Linked DNA regions of Homo sapiens: regions 1 and 2 are each linked to region 3. Evidence: chromatin loops called from intact Hi-C (ENCODE). Cell type or tissue: GM12878. All regions are shown on one strand. Each heading gives the region's core, and the rest is flanking DNA. Links, peaks and the distances in the headings are about the cores only. Region 1 overlaps LINC02046 (long intergenic non-protein coding RNA 2046). Region 2 overlaps LINC02046 (long intergenic non-protein coding RNA 2046). Region 3 overlaps LINC02032 (long intergenic non-protein coding RNA 2032).

Region 1 (6,787 bases), core at 1,124-6,123, 230 kb after region 3:
ATTTCCAGAACTCTTTTTAGTATACAGGTAAAAGACTTCATGAAATCAGACCACTGAACCAAATTTAGCAAACAAGAATTAATTAAATAGCACAGCGGTCCCCAAACTTTTTGGCACCAGGGACCAGTTTTGTGGAAGACAGTTTTTCGATGGGCTAAGGGAAAGGTGGAGGGATGGTTTCGGGATGAAACTGTTTCACTTCAGATCATCAGGCATTAGTTAGATTCTCATAAGCAAGCAGCCCAACCTAGATCCCTCGCAAGTGCAGTTCACAATAGTGTTTGTGCTCCTATGAGAATCTAATGTTGCCGCTGATCTAACAGGAGGCAGAGCTCAGGTGGTAATGCTTGCTTGCCTGCTGCTCATCTTTCTGCTGTGTGGCCTGGTTCTTAGCGGTCACAGGGTGGCCTGGGGCTAGGGACCCCTGAAATAGCACTCATCGAACTGACTAGAAAAATTTTTTTCTAGTTATTTGTTTAAAATATTGTTGGTGCCATTTTTTTTCTAGTTATTTGAGATATTGTTGGTGCCATTTTAATGCTCTATTTTTTATGGCTATATAAGGAAATCCTGTCTTTTCTTGAGTGACCTTTAAGGCTTAAATTAATAGATTGCTTTATAAATAAAAATGAAACATTTTAAACTTACATCTGCTTCTCAGTGAAACCCAGAATTCAGATACCCTTTGTGCTTCATGGCAATAGAGTCATTTGTATAGATTTTGTAAACAGAAGTTCTCTACATCAGAATTTGAGGGAAAGAGACTTTGTGACAGTGAACAGTTTGCAAAGTGGGAAGATACAGAGTGTATTCCAGAGAACAGAGGGTTTGGGTTTTTTTTTTAATTGCTTTTTGTAGAGCAATTTACAAAAAATTGTTTGGGGGGTCTCACTATGTTGCCTCGGCTGGCCTCAAACTCCTCGCCTCAACCCATCTTCCTGCCTCAACATCCCAAAGTGGTGGGATTACAGGCAGAAGTCACTGTTCCTGGCCAGGGTTTGGATTTTATAGCAAAAGCTCTCATTTGGGTTCCCAATCAGGTTCATTTATGCAGATAAAGGATTCAAGTTTACTTAGTTGTGATTGGTCAATATAGCTGAGTTCTGATTGGGCAATTCATCTCAGCTGTAACTGGTTGATACAGCAGAGCTCTGAAAACTCCCAGATTTAAAGAGGTGCGGGTTTAGCGGGAAGTCAGAGTGTGTGTGTGTCCTGTAGTCGGGAAGTGGCTGCTTGGCTCTATTTTAAATTTAGGCCCAGTTAGCTACTTGGAATCCATCTTGAGGGATTTGCTCTTTCAAGCTCACTTTTGTTCACAGATTGAAACAGAATCTTTCCTCCTTTTAATCCAGAATATAATTGCACAAATTTCTTATGTAACCACGATCTTACTTTTGGTGGCATATTTGAGACAAATTCTCATTCAATCAGTTATGATGAACCACTATTAAAGAACAAAGTTGACTTAATACATAGATGTATGGCTTAAAAAGACCTCCTATGAAAACTGACATGATGCCTGACTAATGCATTCCCAGTCTTATACATAGTAAGGAAGGTGAGCTCTTACCAGGCTGGTAGGTTTAGCAAATCTTGGGAACCTCACAGAAATGGAAATTCCTTTAAATGGTAGAGGTTACAGGTGAAGTTCGGTGGAGAAAGTTTTTGGGGGTTTGATTTACTAGCCCTGTAATACCTGCAACACCAAAAACAGAGGCTTTTAAAAGTCCTATCTGAAATTTCTTATGGAAAATTTCAAACAAATGTTAATTCTGTAGCTTTAGTGGTTGCTTGATACCATATGCCTGTATTTTTGCAAAGCAACTCAAGGAGGCCTTGTATGTTTAGTTATTATTCTTGCTTCACTTATGTGAACCATTATCACAAACCTGAATGAAACAAGCCTTTTTGTGAATAAGAATAACCTCGAGAAAGAGAGATATTATTTATGATCATAAGGGGAGTAGAGTGACTGCCAGGAAGAATTGTGGATAAATTTTTAAATGTCACAGAAGAAACGACTAAATGTCCTTTCAATGGGATGCTGGGCATTACGTAACCAGTCCTCTGGGAATTGTGTAATTCCATGATTTGTGCATGTTTGGTTATCTTTAGATGGGTGTCACTTGTTTCTTGCTCATAGTAATGCAAGTGGTTCATTTTCATGAAAAAGAAAATGAATTTTGACAGGCAAAGATATCTATATATAGATATATTTAACATATGTAATAAATTTAGCATATATATACAAATTTAACATATATGTTAAATTTACTATATTAGATATATAACATATATTAAGATATCTATAACATAGGTATCCTATATATTAATATACATATCTTAATATCTAATATAGATTAACATATATCTTAATATATTATACATCTATTATATATATTTTATATAATATATAAATAAATATTTAATAGATAATCTTTTATCTTTTATCAGAAGTTTTCCTTCAAAAGACACAACAGAAAAAGTGTTACAATTATAATTTTGGAACATATTAGTGCAACACATATGACTGACGATTATTGCATCCAGAATATAATATATAAAGAACCACTGTGAAGCCCTAAGAAAACAACAGCCTCAAAAGTCATTTTATTTATTAGGTATTTGAGGTATGACAATATTACTCCCAAACTCAGCAACTATAAAACAGTAAATACTCATTATCTCACAGATTCCATGGATCAGAAAGTCAGGTGGGTACCTCTGACCCAGGGTCTCTCACAAAGCTGCCATCAAGGTGTCAGGAGATGCTGTAGTCTCCTTCGCAGGCTCTGCTAGGGGAGGATCCACTGTCATGCTATCTCATACGGTGGTTGACAGAATTTAGTTCTTGCCAGCCCATTGAACTGAGAGCCTCAATTCCTTGCAGCTATTGGCCAGAGCCCTCCCTCAGTTTCTTATCTTGTGGGCCTCTCCATATGGTAGCTCACAACCTGAGTCCTGGATTCTCGCAATGTGAGTCCATGAAAGGGTGAGAGAGAGGAAACGGAAGCCACAGTCTTCTGGTAACCTAATCTCAGAAATGACATCTCATCATTTTCTGCCTTGTTCTATTTCTCATATGCAAATCACTAGGTCTAAGTGCTCACTCAAAGGGAAGAGATTACACAAGGAGGCAAAGATCACCGGGGTCCATGTTAGAGGCTGCCTATACCGGTCAAGAGTAGAAATTTATAGAACAAGAAACACAGAGTACATAAACCTATTAAAAAATGTTTAACCTTCTTAATAATAAAGAAAATGCAAACTAAGACCACAATTTCACAATCACTAGTTTCATTTTTAAAAGTAGAAGTCTGACAATACTATATGTTAGCAAGAATTTGCAGAAATGAGGAAGTGATGGGAATGTAAACTGATACTATTTTAGAAAGTAATTTCTCATCACTTAGTAAAGTTCCACTGACTCATAATCTGACTCAGTAATTCTTCTCCCACATATATAGTCTAGAGAAATTGCACGTGAACATCAGATGTTCAAAATGTTCTTAAACACATTGTTCATAATAGCAAAAAACAATTAGAAGCTTAAATAAATAAATGAGTGATGGCAGATTAATACAACAGAGTACAGTACTCAAAACTGCATATATCAATAAATATTTGTGAGGAAATAAAGTCACAGAAAAGAAATATAGTATGATCCAATATAAATGTTCAAAAAAGGAAAAGCTAAGTAATATCTACTTTAGGAATGCATTTACAGTATCTATGGCTACACTATAAAGAAAAGCAAATTAATGTGATTATACAAAGTTCAAACTGCTCGTTCTATGTGTGTGGGAGGGAGGGAGATGTTATGGAAATAGGCTCATAAGAGGCTTTAACTTTTTCTTCAGCTGAGTGATACATACATGAGTATTCATTTATTATTTGGTTATTACTTCTAAACCACACACTTACATCGTATACATTTTCAATGACATGTTTTGCATTTTTAACTAAAATTGATGAATTTCTTTGACATGAAGAATATTGTATATGTCACAGCATCCAGTAAGGATTAACCAAAGCAAGTCATGACTGCATTATACTAATGGAAAAGCATCTCTATAAGGACTTTGTTATAAGGACCCATCAAAGATTGATTCAATAGCTGTTCATATTTTCATGAATGCATTCCCTGAATATAATGGGAATATTCCTGTATTATAGTCACCCTTATTGCTCGTCTTCAACTGTTTTTAGTATGTTAAATATTTCTTTTGTTAAGGAGAGTATACTGATGTTATGTTTCCTAAACTACTTTCTCTAAAGAAGGGAATAAGTAATTAAAGTAACATGATTATCTGAATTTAATATCACATCAATGAACCCCACTTCAGTTCTCTCAATAGTATCTAGTGTTTTTAAATAATCAATTTACGAGAAACAAAAAATGAATGACAGGATTCAAATACGCAAAAACTTAAATGAAACAAGGGAATTCTTCAAGATGTGTTATACACATACTATTTATTCAAATAAATTAGCTTGTGTTAAAAGTAAAATCTTGAAAATAATAATACGGTGTCAGAGCAAATATTATTAAATTAATTACATAAACCAGCACCATGTTTAACTTAGCAAAATATTAGGTCTAAATTATTTGCCTCCAGTGACCCCTGAAAAGGGTTTATATTTGTGGTTTGAATATAAGAAACTTAGAAATGCTAATCATTCCATCTGGAAATTAAAATCTTAAACTGCTAGATTAATGAGTGTTTTCAATGAACTCTAACATGCAGAATAGTAAAGACAGGAATTTGTTTTGATGAAAATAATTAGAATTTTTTAAAAACATTTTCAATACTGAGATTGGATAAATCAAACATGATGCAGTATAATTTAGAAATACATCAATCTTCATTATAAAACAGAATGAAGCTAAATTAATTAAATGATGTTACTAAAAGGAATTTAATTTTTTTTCACAAGTTTGTAAACTTAAAAATGAAGCAACACCAATATATTGAACTTGTTTTCCTTTAAAAACACATTTCTAAATTTACAGCTTTCCTACTGCTTAAGATTGATAAGCAGTAAAACATGGGGTGCATTATGTAGAGACTTTTTACCTTTTTTGTAAAATATTACATACTCCAAACTCTTGTATTAGTCAACCTAACGATTGTTCAGGTTTCATGCAGAACTATGGTCAACTTTCTATATGAGCACAGTGCAAAGCATTTGACTTTCAAAATGTTTTAAACGTTTGATAACTACTTAAAATCTTAAATGGAATTATCTCCAATATCATGTATGTATTGGAGAACACGAAAAAGACATCTTATTCTTTTGTATATAATAAGCTTGGGACTTGAGGGGTGAATAAGACTTACCTGATCCCTTTGCTTAAAGATCACAGTATATTAGGAAGAAAAAAAGACATATCATCAGGCAATCACTTATAATTGTGATTAGTGCAATTGAGAAAGAATAAAGTTGCTCCATACTATATAAAACTATAATTGATGATGCCCAACTTAACCTGGGGAATCCCAGGAGGAAGCTCAGAGTAAAAGAGCAGAAAAAATAAAGGAAAAAGGGATGTCATGGAGAGGGGGAATGTCTCAGGTGGGAAGCATCATGACCTTTCAGGAACTTGAAAGACAGACATGTGACTGGGACACAGAAATATGGAAGAGGGGAATAAAAGGAGGAGGTGGGGAAAGGGAACAGAGTTTGGTTCCTTTTTCCATTTTCAGTCACTATCCTGGTGAGATGCAGGTTACCTTTCCCTTAAGTGCTGTACCCACCTCCTCCAAAATGTTTCTGCTTAAATTCAAACTGCACACAGCTCCCAGAATATGTTTTTCTTAGGCTTATTGCCATTGTGATAATTTATAGTGAAATATTGTACATTGTAATATACTTAATAATGCACATTGGGAGAATATGTAAGAAGTCATTAGCCCCGCTTGATCTTGCTTTCGTGTCCTGCCTCACAAATCTCACTAACTTGAATGTAAATGAGTTAAAAGGCCCACGTAAAAGACACAGAGTGGCAGGTTGCATAAAAAAGCAAGACTCTGTTGGGCGTGGTGGCTCATGCCTGTAATCCCGGCACTTTGGGAGGCCGAGGTGGATAGATGACGAGGTCAGGAGATCGAGACCATCCTGGCTAACACGGTGAAACCCCATCTCTACTAGAAATACAAGAAGTTAGCCGGGCATGGTGGCAGGCACCTGTAGTCCCAGCTACTCGGGAAGCTGAGGCAGGAGATTGGTGTGAACCCGGGAGGTGGAGCTTGCAGTGAGCAGAGATCACGCCACTGCACTCCAGCCTGGGCGACAGAGCGAGACTCCATCTAAAAAACAAACAAACAAACAAACAAAAAACCAAGACTCAGCCATATGCTGTCTTCAAGACACTATTCTCACATGCAATGACACCCATAGGCTAAAAGTAAAGTAATGGAGAAAGATCTGTCAAGAAAATGGAAAACAGAAAAGAGAAGAGGTTGCTATTCTTTCGGACAAAACAGACTTTAAATCAACAATGATGAAGAAGGAGAAAGAAGGGCATTGCATGATGATAAAGGATTCAATTCAACAAGAAGACTTAACTATCCTAAAGATATAAGCACCCAACACTGGAGCACCCAGATTTAAAACAAGTTCTTAGAGATCTATGAAGAGATTTAGATAACCATACAATAACAGTGGGAGACTTCAACATCCCACTTACAGTGTTAGAAAGATCATTGAGGCAGAAAACTAACAAAAATATTCAGAATCTAAGCTTGACACTTGACCAAATGGATTTAACAGACATCTACAGAAC
Region 2 (6,787 bases), core at 1,209-6,208, 210 kb after region 3:
AAAAAAAAAATCAATATTTAGTACTCATTTAAAGGAATAAAAGTGACAAGCAAGAGTGACAAGGAAAAGTGTTCTGAAGAGTGACTCTGAATTACGAAATAGCATTTCATATGACAGGGTAGTAAAAGTAGAATACTAATTTAGTGCAACCAATTCATCTATTTTAATTTACACTTTGCACTGTGTCACTCATTCACTAATGCTTGAAATATATAGATGCCTGAGATAGTTCTTGTTCATCAGGGCAGCTCTTGACGCTAAAACAGTAATGTAAATGTCCCCAAAGCAATAGACTATTACCAAATTGATTTATGTGCCATCTCTAGGATACTTTTAAATTCGTAGCCTATCACATGAGTACCATACAAAATTCAACTCAGAATTCAAAATTTAGTTGAAAAAGGACATCTCAGTTACAAACATCATTGCCAGTTAACATTCGAAAAACAGGAAAATATTTAACAGAGAGAACCACAGTTAATTGAATATTTACCCTACCCCAAATATAATGTTACTAAATGGCTGCAAGGGATATCACAATAAAAGAAAAAAATAAATAAGCTGTGCTCTGAATTTGGGCACTCACATGAGCTAATATACTATTCAAATTAAATAAACTAAAATGAGACTATTTTTCTAAAATCTGTTAGTTGATTTTGCCATTATTAAATTGCAGACTTTGTTCTTCAAATACTCCAAGATGGAAAATTCAGATGTAGTTTGAATACAAGGCTCTTAAAAATGACAATATGAAAAAACAATATTTATCTGTTTGATAAACTAATAAGGATATCATATATAATATGAGATATTACTCTCTATATGGTCTATTATATTTAATGTTAATATACATTTGTGGGGAGTGATATGGTTTGGCTGTGTCCTCACGCAAATCTCATCTTGAATCGTAGTTTCCTTAATCTCCACATGTCGAGGAAGGGACCAGGTGGAGATAATTGAATCATGGGGTGGTTTCTCCCATCCTTGTCTGGTGATAGTGAGTTAGTTCTCACAAGATCTGATACTTTTATAAGGGGCTTCCTCCTTCTCTGGGCACTGATTCTTCTCTTTCCTGTGGCCATGTGAAGAAGGACATGTTTGCTTTCCCTTCTACCATGATTGTAAGCCTTCTGGGGCCTCCCCACCCATGCTGAACTGTGATCCAATTAAATCTCTTTCTTTTTAAAATTACCCACTCTCAGGTATGTCTTTATTAGCCTGAGAATGGACTAATACAGGGAGACACTATGTTGAGATATTAACTGGTGTGCTTTCCCCATTCTATACTCACAGACTCTCTTGTTTTTACTCTAAAAGAATCTTTTAACCTCCTTTCACCACCCTCCACAATCGTCCATAGCGATTAGACTTGAAGGATACAGCATGGTTAAGCTGTATTATTGAAAGAAGTGTGGACAAATGGTTAAAAATGCACTCTTGAGCCAGACACTTTGAATTCAAATGCCAGCTTTGTTAAGTTGATAATCAGATAATTTTGAGCAAGTTATTTAATTTTTCCATGCCTCAGTCTCCTCAAACACAAAATAGGATTGTTTTATGGCTTATGTGAGTTTATACGCATGAATTGCTTAGAATAGTGCCTGCTACACAGTAAGCATTAAATGTTCATTGTTATTAGTTGTTACTATGCTCAGAAGTCGTTGATGCAAGTATCTAAACAGATCGAGCTACTTATAGTTTTAACCATTCCAAAAGACTAGATCAAAAGGTGCCAGGCACAGAAGAACAAGTGTAGAGTTGATAATCATACAAGGAGCATGGGAATATGAAAGTCCCAGAGCAAGCACCTCCCACCGCGAGCTCCTGAGAGAAAGGTAGAAGCCAGGGCAGACTGAAATCCAAAGTCAGCTCATTTCTGGCAATCACCCAATTTGGCCAAATGTTTACCTGTTCTTTGAGATTCCATCTAGGTCCGTGGTCTACACCCCAACCCCAATATTGACAAATGCACCCAGCAAACTAGGACTTTTGTATAATCCTCCTGAGAGAATGATGAAAACTTGGAGTGACAAGGTAGTGCCACACAGGGAAAGCCTTGCCCTGCACCAGGATAATTCCAAAGCAACATATTTATTGCCAAATATTTATTGAATTTCTATTAGATTTCTACTAGATATTTTCACAAACATTATATTTTTCTACTACATATAGTTTCTACTAAGTTTCTACTAGATTTTCCCACATGCATTATTTTACTAACAAACTCTAAAAATCAGGAGTACCATAATACTTCAATTCTTCTTTTCTTAATGTAATGGCAAAGTCTACCAAAGATATATATTTTTAAAATGAGTATAGAATGTTAGGCTTTCTGTAATGAAATAGGGCATTCGAGCATATAAAAGGAGCCCTGCAATTAGAATCAGAACACCTACATTTGAATGGGCCCTGCTACCTGGTAGCTAGATGATCTTGTCAAGTCACATAGCCATTTGAGACCTCAATCTCATCTGTAAAATGAGAAACACTGCATTTGTGACCTTACAGAATTATTTTAAGAACCCAATCACATAATAAATATGAAAGCATTTTAAAAACTGTACAGTGCCCTATAATTATCAGGCATAAATCTGCAACAATATGTCAGCTACTTCCTTCTAAATGTCCCACAACAACCTCAATATAAACTCATTCTCTTCTGAGAAATGCACACTTTTATGCAGGAAGATAGCTTTAACTTTGGCAGTAATAACAGGTAATTGTTTTTCTTAGAATTCATTATTACTTTCTATAGAAAACCTTGTTTATAATGTTTAATGATTGAAATGACTCAAAGTTCCTTAATGAAATAATTGGTAAAGGTAATGAAAAATAGTTGATGTGACTTACTTTGCTGTGTTTTTTAGTTCAAGACAGAAAAAGATAACTTTAAAAATAAAAGGGTAGTCTTCTAGGATCCTAAAGAAAAGAGGCCAAACACATACTTAACCCTTGTTTTGTGTGGAAAACCACAGTTATATTGCCCCGAGTCCCCAATAAGGGGACAATGAGTACCCAAATTAAAATCATAGAAATGGTTGCCAATATATATTTGTTGTATTGAAAAGCTGAAAGGTAGGAAAATAATAGCTATGTTCCTGTCCCATGTCCTGATAATGACAGTAGTAGTGATACTGGCTAATCAAAAAGGTCAAATCAATTCAAAAGAGCAACCCTAGAGGAGTTTTGCATGTTTAACTTAATTTCATTATGTGATTGGTATTTATTAGAGTCAAATCCTGAGTAGTCAAGAATTGATTATCTAGTTTGTAAACTATCTAGGGATTTTTTAGGGTCTCTCTTACTGCCTCCATCTCCTAAGTTTTGGTCATTTCAATGTCAACTACCCTCCCTGCTGAATGGTGGATAGAGAAAGTAAAAAAGAAACACAAAATGTGCTATATCATGGCTTAGCAATCCTGACAAAGGCTCATGAGAGATAATTTGGAAGAATTCAGCATGGGTTATTTGTAGATTTCTATATTTAATTATATTTGTGTTCTTCCTTAATTTATCTCATTTAATTAATAACATTTTATTTCCCTTACTGACAAATGGTAACTCTAAAGGGCCAACTCAAGTATATTTCAAATTCCATGAAGACATTTATCTAAAAGCAAATTAATGATACTTTAAAACATCTTATTTTGCATGGTATTTTTTATTTTGTAATAACAATACATTTTTAAATTATAGACCACATTGAAGGATTTAAAATGTACATAAGTGGTATATAATTCTTCACATTCTATAATTCACTCTTTTACTTGATTTTTAAAAAGATTTATCCATGTTAACACACACACGCTTTATTTATTTTGAAATCCAAGTATTATTCTGTTAGATGAATGTACAATATTTATCTGTTTTCTAATTGATGTACATTTTACCTGCTCCATTTTCTATGATTTTAAATTATTCTGCAACTCTCCTTACTAATTTATATGAGCATTTTTTCATGGGGAACATCCAGGGGTAACAATTTCTGTGTCCCGAGATACATCAGCTTTACTATATACCAAACTAATCTCCAGAGAATCTGAACTATTTAACACTCCTGATAGGAGTATCTGAGAGTTTCTGTTTCTCTAACACTTGTTATTGTCAGATCATTTTTCAGTTTTGTTTTTCAGTTTCAGTTTTGCCAGCGACAGGTGTAAAAGTTCTTTTATGGTTTTAATTTGCTTCCCGTGATTACTAATATAGTTGAGCATGTTTTTGCTCATTTCTTGGCCATTTATATTTTTTTCTCCTGTGAATTACCTATTCATATCCTTTGGACATTTTGATTGGCAGTTGATACTTCTGTTTGTTATTCACATGGGCTGCAAATGTCTTCTCTTAGTATGTGACTAGTTTTTCACTTTGTCTATAGTTTCTTTTGTGCAAAAAGTTTAACTTATTGTGTTGCAAATATATCACAATCTTCCTTTCTTTCTCTCTCTCTCTCTCTCTCTTTCTTTTTCTTTTTTTTTTGGCGGAGTCTTGCTCTGTCACCCAGGCTAGAGTGCAGTGGTGTGATCTGGGCTTACTGCAAGCTCCACCTCATGGGTTCACGCCATTCTCCTGCCTCAGCCTCCCCAGTAGCTGGGACTACAGGCACCCGCCACCACGCCCAGCTAATATTTTTGTATTTTTTCAGTAGAGATGGTGTTTCACCGTGTTAGCCAGAATGGTCTCGATCTCCTGACCTCGTGATCCACCCGCCTCGGCCTCCCAAAGTGCTGTGTTTTCTTTCATAATTTGTGTTTTTTTGTGTCTGGAGTAAATAAATCCTTTCTTATCTGAAGGACATAAAGATGTTACTCTTTATTTTACTCAAAAAGTTTTAAAGGACCTAATTTAACTTTTTCCATATGGATAAACAATTATCCCAACACCGTTTACCTAACAGTTCATCTTTTTTCCTCATTTATTTGTAATGCTATGTCTGTCATACATTATTGTCATATATGAATGGATCAGTTTCTAGGCTTGTTATATTCTGTTGCTCTATTTATTAATCATGTACTGATATCTTTATTATTCATTTATTAAAATTTTTGTTATATGTTAGGTCAAGTTTATTATCCCAGTTGTTCAAATCATCATAGTGGTTTTTGGCCATGTGATCTTGCATTTGTAGTTTTTGAGTTCCACAAAAACCTCCCAAAGATTTCCTTATGTAAATTGTATTAGATTTTGAGATTAATCTGTGGTGCATCATCAAAGTTTTCCCAACAAACAATCATATGAACATAACTTTCCATTTATTCAGGCTTTTAAAAATCATCTCCAGTAATTTTTCACCTACAGTCTAACATTCTGTATAACTTTTTCTACTTTATAGAACATATTTTTATTGATTGATTTTTGTTAATTATTGGTGTATTCATTATCAGGAATGATACTGATTTTTGTATGCTGGTGAGTTTTAATAATCTGTCCACAGAATCCCTTAAATTTCCAATGTAGGTAATCATATGCTTAACAAATAAGGGGAGTTTTATCTCTTCCTTTGTGATTATTATTATTTCCCAGATTTATTTCCTTTTCTTTCTTACTGTAATCATTTTTGAACATTGTGTTGACCATTACCTTTTAGAAACCATAAGATTAGGCATCTTTTTCTTATTCCAGACTATATTAGTCCATTCTCACACTGCTGTAAAAAGACTACCCGAGACTGAGTAATTTATAAAATAAAGAGGTTTAACTGACTCACAGTTCTGCATGGCTGGGGAGGCCTCAGGAAACTTACAATTGTGACAGAAGACGAAGGATAGTTAAGGCACCTTCGTCACAAGGTGGCAGGAAGAAGAAGTGCCAAGTGAAAGGGGAAGAGCCCATTATAAAACCATCAGATCTTGTGAGAACTCACTCACTATCATGAGAACAGCATGGGGAAAACTGCCCCCATGATTCAATTACCTCTACCTGGTCTCTCCCTTGACATATGGAGAATATGGGGATTACAATTCAAGATGAGATTTGGGTGGGGACACAAAGTCTAACCATATCACTGACTTAATGGAAATGCTCATCATTTTCTTTTAGGTTTTTGATAGGTAACTTCAATAAAACTAGGAAAATTCTTTTTTATTGATAGTTTTCTTGCAATTTTTTAACAAAATATCATGAATGAATTTTAGAATTTGCTAAAGGAGTTTTCAGCATTTATCTTCATATGGTATATTTTCTTTGACTTGTTAATATGATATTTTGGAATAGTAGATTTTCTGAAGTTAAACTATTTTGTGTTCCAATATTATAATTAGTTATGGTGTATTGATTAACTGAAAGATAAATTTGGTTTGCTAGTAGTTTAGTAAGATAGTATCTTCAGATTTTTTGCATGCATTTGTATCAATATGTCTATTTTTAAAATATTCTCCTAATTACTGTAATATATCTAAACATTAGTCTAGTAGTATCTGTGCTTTTGCTGTTCTCCAAAATGGTAGGTGTAAAATAAACACGTCTGGCTCCCTCGAAAGCTTGGTAAAACTTATCTTCTCAGTTTAGTTTCTTTTGGGGTGGTTTTGTTCACCTTCTAGTCATGAGGTTGTGACTATGCCTATTCTGTATCTCAGCAGGAGCTATAAGCAACTCTAGGACTTCAAGTAGCAAACCTCATTTTGGTCCCCTTTCTTGAGGGTATATTTTAGATCCTGGAAACTTCTGCCTACTGAGAACCTAAAGTTAGGAAGTTAGGAAGGCCATATCATCATCTGCTCACAACTTTTCATTTCTTTTCTGTTAGTGGCCAAAAAAAGATTTTGCCTTTGCATTTGAGAAAGGCCATGTC
Region 3 (6,787 bases), core at 925-5,924:
TTTCATTTCCCACAAGGGAAACTAACAGCCCCAGAAAGATGTGAATAAAATCAGAACTACTTTCTCTAGGCCATTTAAATGATTACACTCTAAAACTAGAACCTGAAATGCAAATGTTTAATTTTATGACCAAACTACTTTTACATATTTGTTGCATTTGTTATATCTTTTCCTTGAAGCTCTTGTTTATTTCCTTATCTAGTTGCCTTTTTCCCATTTCATTTCTAATCCCGAAGGTTTGCAGTTTCAATTTTCATTATTTTATTATATTTATACCATGCCTTTAATCTTTAATAGTTTTTTTTTAAGTTTAGTTGGTTTATTAACCCACAAGTTTAATTAGGTATTCTGTAACACCACAAAATGTAGGCCTAGGATATACTATTATATACAAAAGCATTTCATGTAAGTCAGTGTATTAAGACTGTTAAATTTCAACTTATTATAATTACACATGGCAGAACCATTTAACCCTTTATGATCTTTACATATTAAATTGTGAAAAAAGAAACCGTACTCATTTATTAAAGCCAACAAGGTTTACAGCCTTAACTAAATGTTACATAGTCATGAGTCCCAGAGATTTATTTTTTCCATAAGATAGCAACTGAAGTTACAGAGGACAAGTTATCCTCTCATTCTCTGTGTTAATCCTGTGTTCTTTACAACTGTCCAAATTGTATAAGAATTTGCTTATAATGATGTTATATGATGTCCTTGTGATACCTGCATTTCTGGAGAACTTAATATTGATTTACTGTGTCTTTTGCCCATCTTTGAGCAGCCTAGATAGCAATTACAGCTGTTGGTGGTATCTATTTTGTCTTTTCATAATTGTCATTTCATGTTCTACTTAAGATTAAAATATGAAAATTGTACCACGTGCACATCAACAGTGCATTAACCAAGTTATCAGCGATATCTGTGAAACACTATGATTTAACCATGGTTCTTTACATTGCTCCTTCATTTTATTTACGAAAATTGCATGCTACAATATAAACTTGAACAAGAAATACATTCAAAGGTGAGCCTCCCTGACATCAAGTCCTCATCAGGATCATTACTATCTTCCTAAGAAATCCATGGGACTTTCCCAGTACCTGCTTGCCTCTGCCAAATGCTTTCTCCCCTTCAGACTGGGATTTCAGATAAGCAGGGGCTGCTTTGTTTTTCTTCAGCTCTTACTTTAAAAGAGCCTTCACAGTTTTTGAGCTTTCTCTACTATTCTAATTTCAATCCACATTTCACATAGAATATGGAATTTTATACAAGGAAAATCGTGTTTAAAAGTTATACAGCAGATTTGAAATTTCTTATTTATTACAAATAGGTCTACCAGGTATAGATTTCTTCAAAGCACTGTTAAGAGCTGTACCAAAATTGAAAACTGTCTTATTTGAAGACGAAATACACTTAATGTGGGGCACAGAGACAGAAGGAGATGACATTGCCTGGGCTCCTCTCATTAGGAAGTGTATCACACAGAAGCTGTAAAATAATTTTAAAATTTTAAGAGGAGAAATTATTTTGCAACTAATTTGGAATTTTTTTTCCTGGTCAATTTATATAAAACATGCAGTTGAAATCACTAAAACACATTATGATTCTATCTTGACTTAACAAGTTTGAACTGCTCAAGAAAGATTTTTTTGTGTTGCACAGTGAAAATAAATATTAAATATCAAGATGAAACTGAATATTTGAATACCCTCCCAAGCACATTCCCCCATACACACACACACACACACACACACACACACACACACACACACACAAATACACATATACTTTCCTACCAGCAGACTAAATCCAGCTAGTTCCTGAAAGGCGTTTATTTTGAGAATCACTATTGTTTTATTTTACTACATTTGTTTGGAGACTTTTTAAAAATGACTATATGCAAAGAAATAGCAACTGCATCTGCAATCTCTAGCAGCAGCCCTTCCTTACGAGACTGTGTAGGGCATTTGTGGGTGTTGTTATTGTTGTTGTTGCAATCTAGCTAATAAAGGCTTTCTCTTACACAAGAGAATTTTGACAGGGTTGACTCCAGACAGCTTTCCAGCTGAGGTCTGGGGCCTTGCTGAACTTTCAAAATTTTCCCATTTGAGCTGCATCAAAGTGAAGGAAATTCAAGGATCACTAACGTCTCAGATGGTAGCACTTGCCCTAACAACGAAGGTTCAGGAATTCTTTGGAGCAGGCTGAGGTCATTTTTCTCCCCTTTTCTCCTAATGCTTTTCTCTATTAATCAGAGCTCAGAGCTCAGATTGGTCTTCAACTTCCTCCCAATCCTTGCTAAGCCTGTCATTTCTAGCTATTATTTACTTTAATGGACTTTGGCTGATCCCTTATGAAGCTTTGGATCTGAGAATAATAAGGCTGGAGAGCAACGGGCATAGACATGGGTGTGGGTTTGCCTGCAGATTAACCGTGGCAGATGGGCTTTATTGCGGTTTCCTGTGTACTGAGCGTTGATTGAGAGGGTATAATGAGAGAGGTGGTGTCTACACAATGGTCACAGCCACTTCATTGCACTTTGCGTCTAAACAACCCCATTTTTCTAAATCTTTGGGTTGTGAAATTTTAGGAAGTCAGAGCACAAGAACAAGTACAAAAACAACTGTAAATAACCATGAATGTTAATCCAACACTAATTGGTCCCTTCTTTCAGTATGAGTCCATTTTGCTCAGTTTTTAAAATTCTGGGTAAATTAATGGCAAAGATAGTTAAAATGTTCTTGCATTAGGTGGTTTTGGATGAAATAGTGAGCAACATGCATTTTCTGTGTATGTGTTTTTTGAGTTTTTGGTTTGTTTGTTTAGTTAAATATATGCTATATTTGATTATTGCCACAGACAACAAATGCTTAAGCTGTAATTATTTCTATGCTTTGGGAGTTATGTTGGAGATACATTTTGAGGTAAATTATCAACTAGAGAATATTTTTAAAAATAACATCAGGGCAATTGTTTTCTTTCTGGCTTAGTAAAGAAAAATGTACTTTTCTTTATTTCTTGCATTTGATGCAAGTTTCTGCTCAGTTGCAACTCGCTATGCAATTAAAACATTTTTGTCACGGGTGCTATCTAAAGTTATTTTACATATTCTTAATTTTTAAGATTTTACTTAATTCCTCCTTTTCATCAATGGATTAAATCACAACTATTGATTCTTTTCTTCTTTTGGGGCTTTACCCATCTGTCTTAATGCTTTCATCCTACACCCCTTGGTCTCAGAGGGGTGTTCTGAAAGTGAACCGCCAAAACCTGGAGAAGACTCTAGGTCAAGTTTGTGTACAAGAGTTTAAATTTTTAGTGACAGTCCTCTCTCACGGCCGCCTGAAAGTTTCCACACAGAACTGCACAAGCGAGCACCACCAATTATCCTCCTCCTTTGAAAACCATTATCAAGTTTTTCAAAACTTCTTTCATTTCACTGTTGTCAGTCAGTGAAAAGGAAACTAACCACCATGTCAAGACAACTCAGCTGCCTAGCAACGCAGGGCCACATTTTAATTCTGACTTGCTTCTGGTCTTGACTAATAGAAAGTGACTATGTTAAGCCAGTCACAAGAGTTGTTTGTCACTTCTGAAATGCAAACAAAACTATATTGTTTTCCAAAGTATTGGGTGTGATTGATGTAAAGATTTACAGTAACATCATTCATTTTCTCTTGTGTTTTAGTAGGATTGATGTCATATCTTTTCATGCTTTATTAAATACTTTAAAAGAGCTCAAAAAACATGACGCTTTTTGTCCTTTAAAGAGTCTAAAGAGGGGTTTTTCTTTCCAGTGAACTAGGCTCTAACAACTTGTGAAATTTAATGAATCTATTCAACTAGTGTCAGTCACATCAATAAATAATTTAATAAGAAACCACCATCCGTGAAGGAGAATGCAATTTAAACAATCAGAGAGAAACAGACCAGACCAAGGTCAACATTATGGGGTGGGGGGAGGAAAAATTGAGCTTTTAAGTCATGAGTCTTAGAGTTTGGTTTATCAGATTTTCCCACAGCCCTGTATTCTTGCTTTTGGTAATAAAAGCTGCAAGTTTCTACTAGTGCAATTCCAATGTTAAATCTTTTCAGGCATAATGTGGAGATATATATAGCAAAAGCACAGTTTTTACATCCCCTAAATTCATATAAAATGGTTATTCAAATTGAGAAATTGTATCTGCGCTTGAATGTACTTCTGCTCCAGTTGACTGGGAGCCAATTAATAACGTGTAAGGTATCCACTATTTTAAATATTCCCTAAAATTGCTGATATGTCTAGTATTTTATATAAAAATATAGTGAAACTTCATTTAGTAGGAATGTGCCAATTTATATGATTTATATATATGTAAATGAGAAAACGGTAATGTTCTCCTCCAAAAGAATGTAAGATCTGAGTAGTAAAGAGAAATTACAAGCATTAATTATAATTTTCTTGTGATACAATATTCTAAGCAGTAACTCAATAATCATTTAACAAAATGTTTATTAAAAATTATAGCTTAAAAAGGTCAGAATGATAATAAAAATAAGCTGGGTGTCACCATCACGGAAAGGCAGTAGAAAGTTTTTTCTTTCAATTCTGAAAATAATTCAGAATTAAGAGATTGTCTGTTTTCTTAAAACATTACTCATATTCTAAATTGGGATCTAATGATTAAGTAGGACAGAAAAGAGATAGTTTAAAACTTGTTAAAACATAATAAATATATGTTTTAAGATGAATAACAAGCATTGCATATGAAGAAGAATGATTGATGTTAAGGAAAAGAGATTATTTTATCTTGAAATGAATAGAAATCTTAAAGAGCTTTAAAAGACTTAATTCATTAGCTATATTTTGTCTAATTAGCCTATATCAACACTGAATATAAACTCAAAGAATATGATTTTTATTCAAAACAGAAGTGGTTTAGGTTCCATTTAAGATTTTTTTTGAAATTATTACATTCTGGTAGCACTGTGATGTATTGAAATATGTCTAGCTTTGGATGTCAAATCTGGGATTGGGACCCATTTGCCCTGTCAAACAAGGGCAAATTATTACCATCCTGGAGCGTCACTTTTTTCACCTATGAATGAGGATAAGAACATGTTCTTCATGGGCTATTGGGGTGATGAGAATATCTGGCTCATCAAAGGACTCAATATAAGTATAGGTAGTAATAGGAATGGTAGAACATGTTGCTTAAACACTCACATTCACAAACTAAGCTGCCTTGGTACTAGCTGTGTGACCTTGAGCAAATGGCTTCCACTTTTTGGATCATCAGTAACTTCATCTGTAAAATGAGGCCAATAATAGTACCTATATCTTAAGGTAAGTGTAGATGTTAACCAATTTATGCCAAAATATTGCATATAAAGAAATTTAAAAGCACTTACTCATAATTGCAGGTGATCAAATAACCAATGCTAGTGTTCATATTATAATTATGCTTGTGTTAATGTTATTTTTCTCAGATGTTAAAAATAAATAATTTAGCTCCTCCCATTTTTTTTTAATGATAAACCAAAATTAAAGGCTTTGTTTCCAGATTGGTAAGTAGACTTAACTACCAAAGTCCATTCCATAACAGAAGAAATGGAAAGATATAAGTAAGCTTTTAAAATATGGATTATTTTATCTGAATTAGTTTTTAACCAGATATTGTCTTGAAATATAATGGAGCATTACTGTAGCATGTCTTGGCAAAACTTAAGATTTTCCAGCTCTACATCAAAGGTGCTTTGTCAACTAAGTCTAATTATTTTATAAAGTCAATTATTATGTGGTACCAGTAATTATTATGTGGTACCAAGAGACAATAGTAGGCACAAAATCTGAAAGCTTGAAGCCCAGTCTTAGTTTTCTCAGAATTTCCAGTAGAAGCACATATTTATGAGCTGAAAGCAGCCTATGGACATGTTTTGTTTGTGCTACACAGAGTTTTAAATTATGATTATTGAATTGACAACTTCTGAACTTTAGATTTTCCATTAAAATCCAGATTCCTAGGTGCTCTTTAAAAATCAGAAAGATGGCAAGAGTGAAACTGCTGTAGCAGTGTTGGGTAGCGGCTGAGTTGCTGTGGGTTTTTTTTTTTTATGAGGTCTGAATTCTCTACTTCATCTTTGTCAACAGTGCTTTCTCCATGTACTGTGAAACACATCCATCTGGATCCACCTATTTAAGCTACATGCCTAGCCTCCAGAGTCATCCAGACTTTTAGCATAAGAACTCAAATGAGAAATCATGAAGAATGCATTAACTGAATCCAATATCACCTACAGGACCCTGGGCCCATTGCACTTTGTAATTGTATTACTTTTCTTCTGGTTATCTTCATAGGATCTTAGGTATACTCTCTCTGAAAAGTGTTAAAGACAACTTCTCCCTGGGCCTGAGAATAAATTATCTTTTTCCTATCGCTGTATATTTTTGTTTGTTTGTCTCGTTTTTTTGTTTTTTGTTTTTTCCTGGCTGGATAGGGAAGTGATCAAGCCACAAGTGAGGAGCTGCAGTGGCCCATGAACAATACATAGGTCCATCTCCTGGAACTTGTGACCACTCGCCCAGGATCGCACTCATGGCCACAACAAAGATGATGGCTTTTCTGTTTCTCCGGCTGCACCACATCAGACACCTGTGGCAAATATTGAGGCAACACTATGTGAAGTCTGACTAGTGACTCTTAGAGACTCCAACTAATGGCTTCTCTGGGAGGGATAAAATAGGGCACATGAAATTATCTTGTTGAGAATACATAGGTATGTTTATAGACTCACATATATTTCA

What was found. Peaks named below come from ENCODE experiments on the same cell type or tissue, not always from the same donor. Only the 100,000 strongest peaks of a DNase experiment are listed, where the experiment ranks them.
Region 1: it touches region 3 in a loop (2.4-fold over the local background); 1 of 110 quality-filtered maps calls a loop at or near these places.
Region 2: a loop joins it to region 3, with 2.9 times the contacts of the local background. A loop is called at or near these places in 1 of 110 quality-filtered maps.

The regions. Positions count from the first base shown.
Region 1 is chr3:148,316,381-148,323,167 of GRCh38, forward strand. All of the region lies in intron 3 of LINC02046 (long intergenic non-protein coding RNA 2046), which reads left to right. LOC105374148 (a long non-coding RNA gene) reads right to left here. Exons shown (of 4, transcript XR_001740955.2): 3 at 1,571-1,696. Among named protein-coding and RNA genes, the nearest start is that of LINC02046, 39 kb to the left of the region's middle. RefSeq lists an enhancer at 3,027-3,086. In GM12878, for the core only: no CTCF peak of the experiment used is centred there; a DNase peak (open chromatin) is centred at 3,111; H3K4me3 peaks cover 583 bases; H3K27ac peaks cover 1,627 bases.
Region 2 is chr3:148,294,574-148,301,360 of GRCh38, forward strand. The region is part of intron 2 of LINC02046 (long intergenic non-protein coding RNA 2046); the gene reads left to right. Among named protein-coding and RNA genes, the nearest start is that of LINC02046, 17 kb to the left of the region's middle. RefSeq lists an enhancer at 4,016-4,205. In GM12878, for the core only: no CTCF peak of the experiment used is centred there; a DNase peak (open chromatin) is centred at 4,178; H3K27ac peaks cover 1,178 bases.
Region 3 is chr3:148,081,605-148,088,391 of GRCh38, forward strand. LINC02032 (long intergenic non-protein coding RNA 2032) reads left to right here. Exons shown (of 2, transcript NR_134937.1): 2 at 6,134-6,425. Among named protein-coding and RNA genes, the nearest start is that of LINC02032, 6.8 kb to the left of the region's middle. RefSeq lists enhancers at 1,624-2,778, 2,966-4,195. In GM12878, for the core only: no CTCF peak of the experiment used is centred there; a DNase peak (open chromatin) is centred at 3,487.